3 separate regions of the Homo sapiens genome follow, and all the other regions are linked to region 1. The links are chromatin loops, found by intact Hi-C in ENCODE. Cell type or tissue: B cell. All regions are shown on one strand.

Region 1 (5,000 bases):
TTCTGTTTTTAGAATTATACTGCATGGTGAGAGTGCAATGAGACAGGCACTCTCATATGCTGCGGATGGGCAGGCATGCAAATTCATACGGTCTGTCTGGGAAGCAGTTTGGCAACAAGTAATATGGACTTTAAAGGGTCATACCCTTTGACCCAGTAGTTCTACTTCTCTGAGGGTTTAGCTAAAGGAGATAAACAGATTTTTACAAATTACTGTAGAAGGATTTTTGGTGCATCATTTTTTCTTTTCTTTTAAATATGAGTAGCTATTTTAATGCCGGCAACTTCATGTATTACTGCTTATACTTCACCATTCTTTTCTTTATTCTTTCTGTTTTAGAAATTAATTTTAACACATGAGTATGTTCTTGGAAGGGAGGAGGGGACTAGGATTGAGGTGGTGATCGAAGGAGATTTAAGCTTTTCTCTGTAATGTTTTAAATTTTTACATGAAACATCACCTAAATAGTAAAAAATCCCAACAATATGGAATATTTAAATAAATCATAGTACACGTATATGATGGAATATTGCCAGTAGTTATGTTTTAGAAAAAAAATTAACAATGAGAAAATGTTCACAGCATATAATATTAAGTAAATACTTCATGGTACAAATCTGCATTTATAATATGATCTCAATTTTTTAAAAATTATGAATGTTTACCTGTTAATAGAAGATTAGAAGGAAATACGCCAAAAAATATAAATATCTCTGAGCTGAGAGACTGACTGTCAGTGATTTTTATGTTTTCTTATTTATACTTTGTTTTTTTCCAAAAAAAATTTTTTTTTTGAGTTGGAGTCTTGCTCGCTCTGTCACCCAGGCTGCCTCCCAGGTTCAAGCGATTCTCCTGCCTCAGCCTCCAGAGTAGCTGGGATTACAGATGCGTGCCACCATGCTTGGCTAATTTTTGTATTTTTAGTAGACACGGGGTTTTGCCATGTTGGCCAGACTGGTCTCAAACTCCTGATCTCAGGTGCCCCGCCTGCCTCAGCCTCCCAAAGTGCTGGGATTACAGGCGTGAGCCACCATGCCTGGCCCTATTCTGTTTTTTTCCAAAATTTTTACAATAAGCAAGCATTACTTTTATTTCAGTAACTGTTTCTGTGTTACCAGTCTTTTCTTTTCACATGCATATATTTTGTTTGCAAGATAGTATTGTTTTATGCGTATTGCTTTTTAACATACATTTTCATTTTGCCATATATTGTATTTTCCTGTTTTCACCATTCTTTCGTCTATGTCATTTTTAACGGCTGCATAATATTCCATTCTATGCACATAACATAATTTACTTAACCACCCTTCTATTGTGACATTGAAGTTATTTTTAGTTTTTCACTATTAAAAGGAACTCTGTGACAAATATCCTTATATAAACATCTTTCGTATATCTCATTATAATTTTGATAAGTTTCTAGAAGTAGACTTGATCAGTAAATGAATATACACGTTTAAAACTTTGGTAGCTGGCTGGGCACGGTGGCTCACACCTGTAATCCCAGCACTTTGGGAGGCTGAGGCGGGCGGATCACTTGAGGTCTGGAGTCTGAGACCAGCCTGACAAACATGATAAAACCCCATCTCTATTAAAAATACAAAAATCAGCCAGGCATGGTGGTGGGCCCCTGTAATCCCAGCTACTCAGGAGGCTGAGACAGGAGAATCACTTGAACCCAGGAGGCAGAAATTGCAGTGAGCCAAGACTGAGATCCCACCACTGCACTCCAGCCTGGGCGACAGAGCGAGACTTCATCTTAAAAGAAAAAAAAAGTTTAGTAGCAGCTGCCATATTGCTCACTGATAAGATCTAAGAATGACCTTTCCCCACCCTTGCTAACATGGGGTATTTTTATTGTTTGTAATGTTTTTTAATATGATAGGTAAAAATGGTATCTTTGTGCTTTAATTTTTATTTCTCTGATTATTAGTGAAATTGGATGTTTTCATTTAATGTATTTTTAGCTATTTTTTTAAATGAATGTTTTTCTTTGTAATCAGAAAAAAAAGCCTCGAAGAAACACTTTTTCTTATGTATACAACAGAACTGCATGCACTTAGTGGAGTTTTATGGGCATATTCTGTGATGTTGAGTGTCTAGTCTATAAAAGACAGGGGGCTTGGGGAACCTTTGAATGCCCCCATTGGTTTTGGAGAGGTGGTGAGACTTTTGGGCTCAAGTGATGGCTAGCTGTGATATTAACTGTCTTTATTGATTTACAGAAGCTACCAATGGTGCGGTGCCCCAGGGCCAGCGACCACCGCCTCGTATCAAGAATTTCCAGATAAACAACCAGATTGTGAAACTGAAATACTGTTACACATGCAAGATCTTCCGGCCTCCCCGGGCCTCCCATTGCAGCATCTGTGACAACTGTGTGGGTGAGTAAAACTACAGGGACATTGCCTAGGGAAAAGGCTGAGTTGAACTAGAAAGTCAGGGTGGTCACCAATTTTGGGAGGAGGGAAGATAGATTTAGATGAGAAATGAACTAGATTTAGATAGGGAAATTTAGATAGGCAACAAGCTCCTGAAAAACTGCAAATCAGCTGTACTTGTGTAGATCAAATCAAAATTTAAATATCCTCTAGCCTAAACTTTACAAAAACCTCTTTAGTAAATGAGAAAAATAAACTTTACCTATTTTTGAAATTTAGATTTTCCTGTACTGGATTTTCATGTGGGACCCACCTTACATAGTGGGAGGAGACACCTAGTCCACTGGAGGGCAGCATTGAGGAAGGAAGGTCTGTCTAAGACGCAACCCAAGAAGAGGAAAGTTGCTAGCATTTATTGAGTTTCTACTACATATTGGGCACTGTGCTAAGTGATTTACCTTTCTCTCATTTAAGACTTGTAACAGCCCCATGAGATTGGTATTATCCCCATTTTACGGATGAGGAAATAGGTGAAGCACCAGTATGTAAGTTCACATAATTAGTATGAGATTAAGCTAGAGCAGGTCTGATTCCAAACTGCTTATTTCTTCTCTTTGCTGCTGCTGCAAGAGGGTCAGGTATATGTGTGTCTAATACAGTGGTCTGTACTTCCATCCACATATATGTGGCTTTGTTGTAATCACTGCCTACTGTGTGCTAAACCCTGGCCAAGATGAGAAATGGGCCATAAAGATTCCTGTTGATAGGCCTATATGTGAAATTGCTTATATCATCACTAGGCATACTTCTAATGTTCTTTTTAAAATTACTTTTTCTTGAGTTCCCATGATTGGATAATGTTTTTTCTGTATACCATGTGGCATCCTGAGGGCATTGCTTTCCTCTTACTAGCCATTTCTTTAGGCAAAGGTTGGGAGATATATATTGCTTTATATGGTAAAAGCTATATGGTGCTCTCTTCGGCAGCGTGTATACTAAAAAGCTACTATATGTATATAAGATTTTTATAAATCAAAACCCATTTTATTATTATTATTATTTTTTATTTTACTTTAAGTTCTGGGATACGTGTGCAGAATGTGCAGGTTTGTTACATAGGTATACATGTGCCATGGTGGTTTGCTGCACCTATCAACCTGTCATCTACGTTTTAAGCCCTGCATGCATTAGGTATTTGTCCTAATGCCCTCCCTCCTCACCCCACCCCCCGACAGACCCCAGTATGTGTTGTTCCCCTCCCTGTGTCCATGTGTTCTCATTGTTCAACTCCCACTTATGAGTGAGAACATGCGGTGTTTGGTTTTCTGTTCCTGTGTTAGTTTGCTGAGAATGATGGCTTCCAGCTTCATCCATGTCCCTACAAAGGACATGAACTCATCCTTTTTTATGGGTGCATAGTATTCCATGGTGTATATGTGCCACATTTTCTTTATCCGGTCTATCATTGGTGAGCATTTGGGTTGGTTCCAAGTCTTTGGTATTGTAAATAGTGCTGCAATAAACATATGTGTGCATGTGTCTTTATGGTAGAATGATTTATAATGCTTTGGGTATATACCCAGTAATGGGATTGCTGGGTCAAATGGTATTTCTGGTACTGGATCCTTGAGGAATCGCCACACTGTCTTCCACAATGGTTGAACTAATTTACACTCCCACCAACAGTGTAAAAGTGTTCCTATTTCTCCACAGCCTCATCAGCATCTATTGTCAAAGCCCATTTTATTTATTTATTTTTTGAGATGGAGTCTCACTGTGTCACCCAGGCTGGAGTGCAGTGGCATGATCTCGGCTCACTGCAACCTCCACCTCCTGGGTTCAAGCGATTCTCCTGCCTCAGCCTCCTGAGTAGCTGGTATTACAGGTGCACACCACCACGCCCGGCTAATTTTTGTATTTTTAGTAGAGATGGAGTTTCACCATGTTGGTCAGGCTGGTCTGGAACTCCTGACCTTGTGATCCACCCACCTAGGCCTCCCAAAGTGCTGAGATTACAGGCATGAGCCACCACACCCGGCTGTCGAAACCCATTTTAAGTGAAGCAGGAAACTTGATATTTAAAGAAGGTCTGGCCAGGCGCGGTGGCTCACACCTGTAATCCCAGCACTTTGGGAGGCCAAAGCGGGAGGATCACGAGGTCAGGAGATCAAGACCATTCTGGCTAACATGGTGAAACCCCATCTCTACTAAAAATACAAAAAATTAGGGGACGTGGTGGTGGGCGCCTGTAGTCCCAGCTACTCGGGAGGCTAAGGCAGGAGAATGGCGTGAACCCGGGAGGCGGAGGTTGTAGTGAGCCAAGATCGCGCCACTGCACTCCAGCCTGGGTGACAGAGCAAGACTCCATCTCAAAAAAAAAAAAAAGAAGAAGGTCTATACCCAGTAATGGGATTGCTGGGTCAAATGGTATTTCTGGTTCTAGATCTTTGAGGAATTGCCACATCTTCCACAATGGTTGAACTAATTTACATTCCCAACAACAATAGCGTTCCTATTTCCCCGCAACCTTGCCAGCATCTGTTGTTTTTTGACTTTTTAATAATCGCCATTCTGACTGGCATGAGATGGTATCTCAGTGTGGTTTTTGATTTGCATTTC
Region 2 (5,000 bases), 67 kb after region 1:
CAGGGCTGGGATGGGATGGGTGGACGGCGAAAGGAAGAAGACAGCTACCATAATCAAAATCCCCTCTTCAGCACCTATGTGTGAAAGGCCTCTGCAAACCTATCAAGTTAAAAGTTACTAAGTTGTCTGACAAGTGTGACTCCCCACCCTACACACTCCTCCCCCATCCCACTCATTTTGGCTGTTCTGTAGGTCTGGGTTTCCTTGGGTCCAGCTGGTTATGAAAGCAAGGCTTCTTCCAGGCTTCCTGGGAGGCAGAAAGGGGAATGTCCCCTTTTTACAGCTGGGGAAACTGAGGTCCAGAGAGATTATATTATCATAACACTCTCATATTCAGATAGTTGTCGACCATTTATAGGACACTTTTGCTGCTCCCTGGGAAGAATGGTAGAAGAGGCCTCATTATCCCCAGTTCACAGATGAGGCCATTGAGGCCATGCGGCTGTTTCCCTCTCTGAACCTCAGTGAAGCCAGGCCTAGAGCAAGCACTGCCTCTCCACACAGTCCTCTCCATGGCAAACACGGATCTGACCCAGTGACTTGCTGAGTTCCAGTTAGGTGAAGCCTCAGTCCCAAGGTCTGACTCCCAACTCCCAGCTGCAGCAGTTGCCACAGATGGCCCCTGTGATCATGCCTTGGTGAGGGAGAGGGGAGAAATGGTCCCAGGGCCCTGGGGCTTCTCCTTGGGTCATGGGGTGTGGTGACCTTCTTCTTCAGAAGGAAAGAAGAGGAAGTGAGGTGACTATTTCCCCGGCCTCACCCTACTCTGAGCACACCCCATTCCAGCAACGCCCCCACAAATTCACTTCCCCTTTGCTCATTGGCCATCTCAAGTACACACAGCATCGAACTCCTGACCAGCAAAGGCTGCTAAGCTGAGCGCCTGCTACTCTGGATCCCCTAGAGCTGTGCTAAGAACAAGCAAAGAGCCTCTGTCGTTAGCACATTCGCCATTTCCACAGGACTCCTTGCTCCTCCATCAGTTCAGTACGGCCCTTCTTTTGTCCCACCCCACGCTTCCCACACTTCCTTCCTCAATGAGAAGGGAAAATCTTTCAGGTCAGCTCAGCTCAGCTCAACTCTGGTGTGAATGATCAGTCACACGTTTGGAAGGAATGGGGTTAGCCTATTCTTTTTCTTTCTTTCTTTCTTTCTTTCTTTCTTTCTTTCTTTCTTTCTTTCTTTCTTTCTTTCTTTCTTTCTCTCTCTCTCTCTCTCTCTCTTTCTCTCTCTCCCTCTTTCTTTCTTTCTTTCTTTCTTTCTTTCTTTCTTTCTTTCTTTCTTTCTTTCTTTCTTTCTTCCTTTTATAGTCTTGCTCTTATTGCTCAGACTGGAGTGCAGTGTCACGATCTCGGCTCACTGCAACCTCCGCCTCCCGGGTTCAAGCGATTCTCCTGCCTCAGTTTCCCTTGGGAAGCATGCTCCACCACACCCGGAAAATTTTTGTATTTTTAGTAGAGATGGGGTTTCACCATGTTGCCCAGGCTGGTCTCAAGCTCCTGACCTCAGGTGATCTGCCCGCCTCGGCCTCCCAAAGTGCTGGGATTACAGGTGTGAGCCACCACGCCTGGCCAGGTTAGTCTATTCTGCACGGCTGTCATGTCTGAGCATTCAGGTTGTACACTGTACAAAGGTAGCCCATCAAAAGGGTTGCTTCTCTCATCTGCCCCCACCTCCACCCTGAACAGTGCCATGGGGAAGAGGGGGCTGAGGAGTCTGCATGACGTTGGTGGTGCGGGGGTGTCCAGGGTGTGCACTAGTGGATGAGAGTAGGGTATATGTGTTTGTGTGGCCAGGCAGGGACATTGAGTATAGTTGCTCAGACTGTGTAATAATACGTGGACTTAGAAAACATTTTACTTGAGGCTGGGCATGGTGGCTCATGTCTGTAATCCCAGCACTTTGGGAGGCTGGGGCAGGTGGATCACCTGAGGTCAGGAGTTTGAGAACAGCCTGGCCAACATGGTGAAACTCCATCTCTACTAATACATACATATATATATATGTGTGTGTGTGTGTGTGTATGTGTGTGTATATATATGTGTGTGTATATATATATGTGTGTGTGTGTGTATATATATATATATATATATATATATAGCTGGGCATGGTGGTGGACACCTGTAATCCAAGCTACTTGGGAGGCTGAGGCAGGAGAATCACTTGAACCCGGGATGCAGAGGTTGCAGTGAGCCAAGATCGCGCCACTGCACTCCAAACCTGGGCGACAGAGTGAGACTCTGTCAAGAAACAAACAAACAAACAACCCACAAAAAACAGCAACTTAAGCAAAGGGAGTCTTTTCCTAATTCCCACAGAGGTGCTGCCTGGGTCCTGCCACTATTCCAGCCTCTGTGTATTTCCCACTGTGCAGGGACCCCCATGTGTGAAAATGGGTAGGATGTTCGGGGCTCATTCCAGATCTCTCCTTTTTCAGACGAAGAATCCGTGGCCCAGGAAGGGAAAGCTTTGGCTGACTCTTGGCAGGCTCAGGAGGTCTGAGCAGAGACATCCAGGCTAGGGTGAGGTCGGGGTACATACCAGTACTGCCCCCCAGAGTCCAGCAGGTACATCTCATCTGAGGACAGCTTGCGGTTCAGCTCCTTGGTCGGGCTGAGAAGGGGAGAGAATGTTGAGAAGGGCAGCCTAACCCTGCACTGGGTCACGTGGGAGGCCTTGGTGGGAGGACCTCTGGGGCCTGGGCTTCCAGGCCAGTCCCTCTGGAGGAAGTCATTCTATCCCAAAGGGCCCTGGAAGAGAACTCAGCTTCCGTTGCTGCTGTCCTCAGCACACGTCTGTTAATCCTGCACCTGGCTGAGCCAGGCCCTGGTCCCCAGGGAGGAGAGAGAGGGTAAAGCCCAGAATATGAGAGCTGGGAGAGCCCTAGAGACCCCCCAGCTCAGCTGTCTCCTTTTCCATAAGGAGAAGCAGGCCTATGGAGGCCAAGGGGCTTGCACGAGGATGCGCGGTAAAGCGGCAAAGAGCTGGGCCTCTACCCAGATGCTCCCTCCGGCCCTTTGTCTCTAACTTCCTGCTGCCTCCGAGAGCAGAGGGCCCTGAGAAGAAGCAGAGCACAGGAAGGGAGGATACCTCCAGGGTGGGGCTGCTGAGCAAGAGGTGGTAAAGCCGAGGAGCACCCACCCTGCCACTCTAGCCCGAGTGGGTAGGAGGGGCTGGGGCAAGGCAGCCGAAGGCGTGGGAGACACCAGGGGACACCAGGGGAGGGAATTCTGGGACATGTCAGGCACTCCCTTGGAGGGCATTGACCTCTCCCTGCTGTGCCCATGCCAGGCGGAGGCAGCTGGTCAGCTTTTCATCAGGCAGGCCTGCAGGGGTTTGTTTTCTATAGGGCCAAACACCTGGCTAGCCTGTATCTTGGGCCCACCTTGGCTGGTTCAGGCTGAGTGAACAGACCTCTCTCCATGTGAACTCGTGAGCTTTAAGCATTAGCTAACATAAGCAACACATGGGAAGCCAGGGAAAAGCATCCAATGGCATCGGTGTCTTCCTTCCAGGTCCCCCAGCCTCCAGCTCTCAGGCCTTTTCATTACAAGGCAACTCCCTACTCCACACTGAGCTCCTCTCCCAGCCCCCACAGGGCTAGGGGCCTCGGACCTTCAACGTGGACTCAGGTCCCAGAACATCCCCCTCCCCTCACCCTGTTCCTCTACACACACAACAGGATGCCCCAACAGGGCCCTAGAAAATTCTTTTTCCTCAAGTACCTGTAGTGGGCCAGGGCAGCATTCAGACCACTAGCAGAGATGGTTTCAAAACTGGGTCCGGAGGAGAACTGTTCTTCTCTGGAAAGTACAAGGCAAGGCATGGTCAATGAATGGGCCCCTGGACTAGGCTGGGCCCGGGATATCTAATCAAATCCAATGAAGGTCATGGCTGCCTCTACCTCTCAACTGGACACCATTTGGCTCTCCCAGCCCTCACCTCCTGGTTCCATCTCCTCAAGCCCTGACCTGTCATTTATAGAGGAAGATCAGAGGACACACTGTAGACACACATTATTTCCTCTCCACCTCCATTTTACGGATAGGAGTGAAGAAACCCAGCTCTCTGTATCTGAAAACTCCCCCAGTCCTGGGAGAGCATCCTGTACCTCAAACCTACAATCCGGCCCTGACCTGGGCCAAGCATGCCTTCGGGAATCCTCCTCCCTACCTGGTATTCTCAAGTGGTCCAGGGGCTGACCTGGTCTGAGCCACAGCACCCCCCAGGGAGATTCAGACCGTACCTGAAGCAGACACTAGGGGACGCTATTGGGTTGTGGCCCTTCGAGTTGTCCTGCTTTCAGCGGGGCGGGAAATATCATCCAACGCCCCCTGCTCAACTCCCCGACCACCCAAGAACCTGTCACTCCTTGTTCTCCAGAGCCCTCCCCCACCCAGCACGCATATGAGGAGGATCTTCCTTTCTGCTAAGTAAGGGGACAAATTCCCCCTCCCTGCCCCCACTGCCACACTAAAAGACAGTCAGCCAAAAAGGACGGCCGTGGCTCTTCACCCTCGGAACTTGTCCACGATCTCTGCCCCCGAGAACTCATCCACTGTGCCTTTGGGCACGTTCTTCTCCAGCCAGACCAAGTACCGGATCACAGCCACAGCGTCCCGCACCTGGAGTTGGGGAAGCAGGGAAACAGAGGAGCCGGGTGAGGTCTGGTTGCAGCCACAGGCTCCAAGATGATGGAGATCAGATAGCGGCTCCAGGATGTGGAGCTTTGAAAACACTGGCTATTTGATGTCAAAGAATTCTTGTTAGTGTTTATATATGATCATAGTGTGTTCCTGTTTTTGAAAGAGTTCTGTGTTGACGGCAGAAATGACACACTATCTAGGATTTACTTTTAAAAGAATCCAGCAGCAGAGGGGGTGGTTGTGGTGGTAATGAACATGGGGTTATAGACAAGACAAGAATGGCCATGAGTCAAGGATTATTGAAGCTGGATGAAGGGACACTGGAGATTATGATGCTATTTTCTTTATCTTTGT
Region 3 (5,000 bases), 170 kb after region 1:
ACCAGGAGTTTAAGACCAGCCTGAGAAACATAGTAAGACTCAGTCTCTACAAAAAATATAAATAAATTTAAAAATTAGCCTGGTATGGTGGTGCATGTCTGTAGTCCCAGCTACTTGGGAGGCTGAGGTGGGAGGATCACTTGAGCCTAGAAGTTTGAGCCTGCATTGGGCTGTGATTGCACTACTGCACTTCAGCCTAGGGTAACAGAGCAAGACCCTGCCTCTAAAAAAAAATGGATGTAATTTGGTTAAATGAAGAGAAGGATTCAATTAAAAAATGATTCTCCCAAGTGTCAGATCTTTAAATCTTACTCTAAACGCATGCCTTCAGCTTGGCTTGAATTTCTATTGGTTTGCTTTTATGCTTTTTTTCCCCTCACCTTGTACATTTTGAAGGCTAGGTAGGGTGGGAAAATGGATTATAGAAAAAAGAAGAATGAATGAATGCTCTAACCAATAGAACTTTCTGCAGTGATTGAAGATTCTATTCTGTGCTGTCCAATACAGTAGCCACTAGCCACATATAGGCAATTGAAGCGTGGCCAGTGGAACTGAGGAACTGAATTTTAAACTTCATTGGAAATATGATTAGTGGCTATTGTATTAGAAAGCGCTATGTGTTCCAACCACTTAGCAATATGCCATACACACCCTAGTAAAGGTGCAATTAAATATGAAGGCTTCTATTAACCTAGTTATGGGGGACACTTATTTGGGTGTGCATGGGCTTGCCCAATCAAGGATTGGAGCACCAAGTTTCCTAAAAACAACCCTGCAAGAGCTTATTCTTAATTTGCACGGTACCTTCAGGCACATTATCTCACTTAATCCCATAACAACTTTGAAGTGGGTAGAGCAGAGATTATCACCTCCATGAACCCCAGTAAGTTTAGGTGATGATGGCAAGGCCCTACAGCAAATGAGGGTGGAGACTAGAAGCCAGGTGTTTCTCCTCCTGGTTAGAAAATGCTTTCCATCCAGGCGTGGTGGCTAACGCCTGTAATCCCAACACTTTGGGAGGCCGAGGCGGGTGGATCATCTGAGGTCAGGAGTTCGAGACCAGCCTGACCAACCTGGTGAAACCCCGTCTCTACTAAAAATACAAAATTAGTCGGGCATGGTGGCGCATGCCTGTAATCCCAGCTACTCAGGAGGCTGAGGCAGGAGAATCGCTTGAACCTGGGAGGCGGAGGTTGCAGTGAGCTGAGATAGGGTATTGCACTCCAGCTTGAGCGACAGAGCAAAACTCGGTCTCAAAAAAAAAAAAAAAAAAAAGAAGAAAGAAAGAAAAAAGAAAAAAAGAAAAAGAAAAGAGAAAGAAAGCAAACTCTTTCCAGGGGAACAGTGAAGGGAGAATGGTCTCCTGCTACCCATGTCTGCTACTCATATCCTGGGTCTCAAGGATGAAGAGGGGTGCCATGCTTCACATGCTTTTTTTTTTTACTTGAGTGTGGTTAATGGGCCATAGGCTATTAATGAGAACCTTATCTTATTCCCTTCCTGCTACCTGAATTTAGGCAGTAAAGATGTTTTTGAAAATTTCATTTATATATTCAAAATTATGTATTGAGTACCAGTCATGTCGCAGGTACTGTTCTAGGTCTGGGGACACAGCTGTGAACAAAGCAAAGATCCCTCCCTTGTGGAGGTAACCCTTCTGGTGGAGAGAGACTGATAATAAATACATTGTGTATATATAGGATTTTTGCAACATTTCAAAGATATTTTAAATATGCCATGGTCTCTCATGTCTTTTATGGCACACACGCACCCTGTCCAATGTATCTTTTGTGTAAATCTGGACTTAACACTTCAAGCAAACTGCCTGGCTTGCTGAAAGGTGGAGACACCTTTCGATTCAGTCTTTTAATATGTGTTGAGTGCCACCTATGTGCAGAGCAAGATATTGGGGACTTTGGAGAGATCCAGAAGAGTGAGAAGACAGTATCCTACCTTAGGGGGTTCCCAGTCCAATGAGGGAAGCAGCCCCATGCCTTGGGAGCTCCCAAGCTATAGAAGCAGCTAACAATCGAGTCTGGAAAGGCAAACAACTTCAGGACCCGCTTCTAAAGCGGAATCGCAAGTACACGCAAAATGAATCCAGCCTTGACTGTGTGGAGTTGGGTAAACCACCTGCCTCTTACGTTGATGGGGAACTAGAATGAGGACAGCTCCAGGGAACAAGAAAGGGTAGACCATAGGAGCTGTCCCATGTCCCAACAGTGGGGAGGAGCTGATGGGCGGCCCCTGCTGGATTAGTGTTATCCTGAGAAGGCTTCTGGATGCGATGGGATTTGAGGTGCTGCTGCAAAGAATGAATTGCTCACGGAAGGGTGGGGTGGGGGCATTCCAGGTAGAGGGTGCCTCCTGGGGGATGCAGGGAACATGAGGGGCCTGGGCAATTAATCAAGCCTTGGGCACAAGCCTAGGCAGTCACCCCCAATTCAAAGCCAGTTGAAAATGCAGAGGAGAGAGGAGGGCCAGTGTTTGGTTGTCTTGACCAAACCCTTGAAGCTGGCCAGCGGCAAGGGCAAGGACCAGGGTCAGAGGTAGAGGGCGTGAGTGAAGGCAACCCAGACTGAGTCCTTCCCTAAGCGCCCAGGTTTCCTGACAGCTGTTAAGGAAGCAAGGTGAGAAAGGGTTAAGTGTGCCCCTCCACCGCCCCAAATGCTTCCTGTGTTTGAAATCCTTCAGGTCTCTGCAAACCCTCTGGCCCCCGGCCAGGCGGGCATTGTCCGGGGAGCGGTTGTAGGTTGTCAGAGAGGCCGCGCAGCCTTTGTTGTGGGGCCACCTCGGGGTTCCCTCTCGCGCTCACGCTCGGGCTGGGGCTGCAGAGTGCGTGCCTGGAGGGGGGCGGTGCGGGAGGCTCGCTCCCTCTCCCTCTTCCTGCCCCCCCTCTAGCCCTCCCGATGACCACATGACCAAGTGGGCTCGCGGCCAAGCCACAAGCTACAAAATGCAGCCCCTGGAGTGAGCGGGGAGCATTCTCTCTGGCAGCCGGGGTCACGGGCAGTTGCAGCCGCGGCCGAGCAGCCAGCCGCTAAGAAAGAGCTCGCCGCTGCCGCTCCCGGAGCCGCCGAGGCCAGCTTCGCGGCGCTGCCCCGCGGCGGGAGAGGAGGCTGCAGAAGAGCGGAGGCGGCCAGCGGGAGCGGCGGGGCTCAGCGCGCACACTCAGCGGCCGGGGAGCCTCCCGAGCTCTGCGCCCGCACGCGCCAGCCGCGGCTCGCGCCTTTCTTGGCCTCCGGGCGCCCGACCTCTCCTCCCCCGCGCCGGCTCGCCGGGGCCGCGGCGGCCCAAGGAGCAGCATGAATCTGCGGCTCTGCGTGCAGGCGCTCCTGCTGCTCTGGCTCTCCTTGACCGCGGTGTGTGGAGGTGAGTGCGCGCCCTCCCGCTCGCCCGGGCTGCAGCCGGCGTGCTCCTTTCCCTCCGCCCTATTCGCACTCTCCCCGCCTCCCGGGGAGCCCGGCGCGAGCCGTGCAGTAGCAGCCACGCGCCGGCCAGCGCCAGGCAGCAGATTGACAGAGCGCCCCGAGCCATGGGGCGGCTGGCCACAAGGACTGCTTCTTTTGCGGGGCTCAACTCGGCCTTTGGCATCACCTGCCCGTCACCTTGTCCCTCCTAACCGTCGCTCGCAGTCCCAGGAGCTCAGGACCACAGGTGTGCGCCGCGTGTCCCACGCCCTGCACCCCGCGTGGTAGAGGTGGAGGCGGGGGACATGCCCGCTCCCTCGTGGATCGATGGAAGGAACTGACCAGAGTCGAGTGGGCTGGGCTCCCATGTTGAACGTCTTCTGGTCCCTGAAGGCTGGGAGCCTCCCGCCAGTCCAGGGGCGCGGGAAACCGGGGATGATGTGCCAACATGCAGACGTGACACTTGTTGCATAGGCAGGAGTGCGCGGAGGGGGTGGCGGCATGGAGCCCAGCTGTTGCTCCTTTCGGCCTGCATGTGTGAGCAGAGGCAGCCTCCCCCAGGCAGGGCCGGGCCCAGCCGGGCTGGGCTGGTCTTCTCCTCCCTAACCCCAAGGTCCTGGCTGGTCTCCTCCCCTGCACAGGATGCCCTCCCCATAGCCTCCATCCCACCCCCAGAGACTTGGTTCTCTTACATCCTGGCTCCAGCCTTCCTTTCTGTCCCAGGCACGGACATGCTTCACTTTAGTCTCCCTGCCGCTAGGCACCAAAGGAGGAAGCACAGCACCTGACCCGACCCCTCCCTGCAGCTCAGGAAAGGGGAGTCCTTTTGCCCTCACCTGCCAATACTTGGCACTAGTGCCCATGTCCGCCCCTAGCCTGGTCCCCAACCACGCCCCAGCAGCCCCATCCCAGGCTGCCTGTCCTCTGTGTCAATGTCTCCTGGGGCTGCCAGCTCCCACCTCCAGCTGCCACAGTCCTATGATCTGGCTGTCATTGCTGCCTGCCTGGCACCACACAAGGGGAAGGCCAAGACCAGGTGGACTAACGCCAGGACCATGGCTGGAGTCACAGGGAGGTGGGAGCAGAAAGAAGGAGAAGGCAGGGCAGTGAGTTTCCTGGGGCAAGGGCACAGGGCCCTAAGTGGTTCCAAACCCTCCAGAACAGGAGGATGGCATGCAGCCCAGGAGCCTCCGAGGGGCCCAGCCAGCTCTGCCTGCCTCTCATCGCAGGCCACCTCCTTTCTCTGCTCTTGCTTTTTGGCCCTGCTGTGGCTCTGGGAACACTGCCTGGCTTCTCAGAAAGGTGCAGTGGTTGGGGCTGGCACCTCCTGCCTCCAGGTAGCTGGCCGGTGATTTCTCTATTCAAGACCTGAACACGAAGTGAGCCACCACCACAGTAAGAAGTGGGTAGGCTTTTTCCACAGAAACTCCTGTCAGGCAGGTAACAGAGGGAGCAAAAGATACGAATGTAAGATACGAATGATACACCATACCAGCCTATCCTCAGGGAGCCTACCATCTGGTGTCATTGGCAAGGCATGACACTTGCACAATACCACCACAGGCAAATAGTCCAGGGTGGTGCCTTCAG

Evidence for each region. Peaks named below come from ENCODE experiments on the same cell type or tissue, not always from the same donor. Only the 100,000 strongest peaks of a DNase experiment are listed, where the experiment ranks them.
Region 2: a loop joins it to region 1, with 21 times the contacts of the local background. A loop is called at or near these places in 20 of 110 quality-filtered maps.
Region 3: it touches region 1 in a loop (14-fold over the local background); 11 of 110 quality-filtered maps call a loop at or near these places.

The regions. Positions count from the first base shown.
Region 1 is chrX:129,821,063-129,826,062 of GRCh38, reverse strand. It overlaps ZDHHC9 (zDHHC palmitoyltransferase 9), which reads left to right. Exons shown (of 11, transcript NM_016032.4): 5 at 2,226-2,384. Among named protein-coding and RNA genes, the nearest start is that of ZDHHC9, 20 kb to the left of the region's middle. In B cell, CTCF peaks have their summits at 2,485 and 2,692 (motif pointing right); a DNase peak (open chromatin) is centred at 2,742.
Region 2 is chrX:129,754,097-129,759,096 of GRCh38, reverse strand. It overlaps XPNPEP2 (X-prolyl aminopeptidase 2), which reads right to left. Exons shown (of 21, transcript NM_003399.6): 12 at 4,516-4,625; 13 at 3,726-3,803; 14 at 2,542-2,613. Among named protein-coding and RNA genes, the nearest start is that of XPNPEP2, 18 kb to the right of the region's middle. RefSeq lists an enhancer at 2,713-3,212. In B cell, a CTCF peak has its summit at 4,228 (motif pointing right); DNase peaks (open chromatin) are centred at 816 and 2,586; H3K4me3 peaks cover 1,397 bases; H3K27ac peaks cover 2,638 bases.
Region 3 is chrX:129,652,936-129,657,935 of GRCh38, reverse strand. APLN (apelin) reads left to right here and starts at 2,980. Exons shown (of 3, transcript NM_017413.5): 1 at 2,980-3,372. The coding sequence starts at 3,306. RefSeq lists enhancers at 1,797-1,856, 1,867-1,956, 3,649-3,708 and silencers at 3,139-3,218, 3,309-3,358. In B cell, a CTCF peak has its summit at 1,926; DNase peaks (open chromatin) are centred at 1,905 and 3,355; H3K4me3 peaks cover 1,346 bases; H3K27me3 peaks cover 2,643 bases.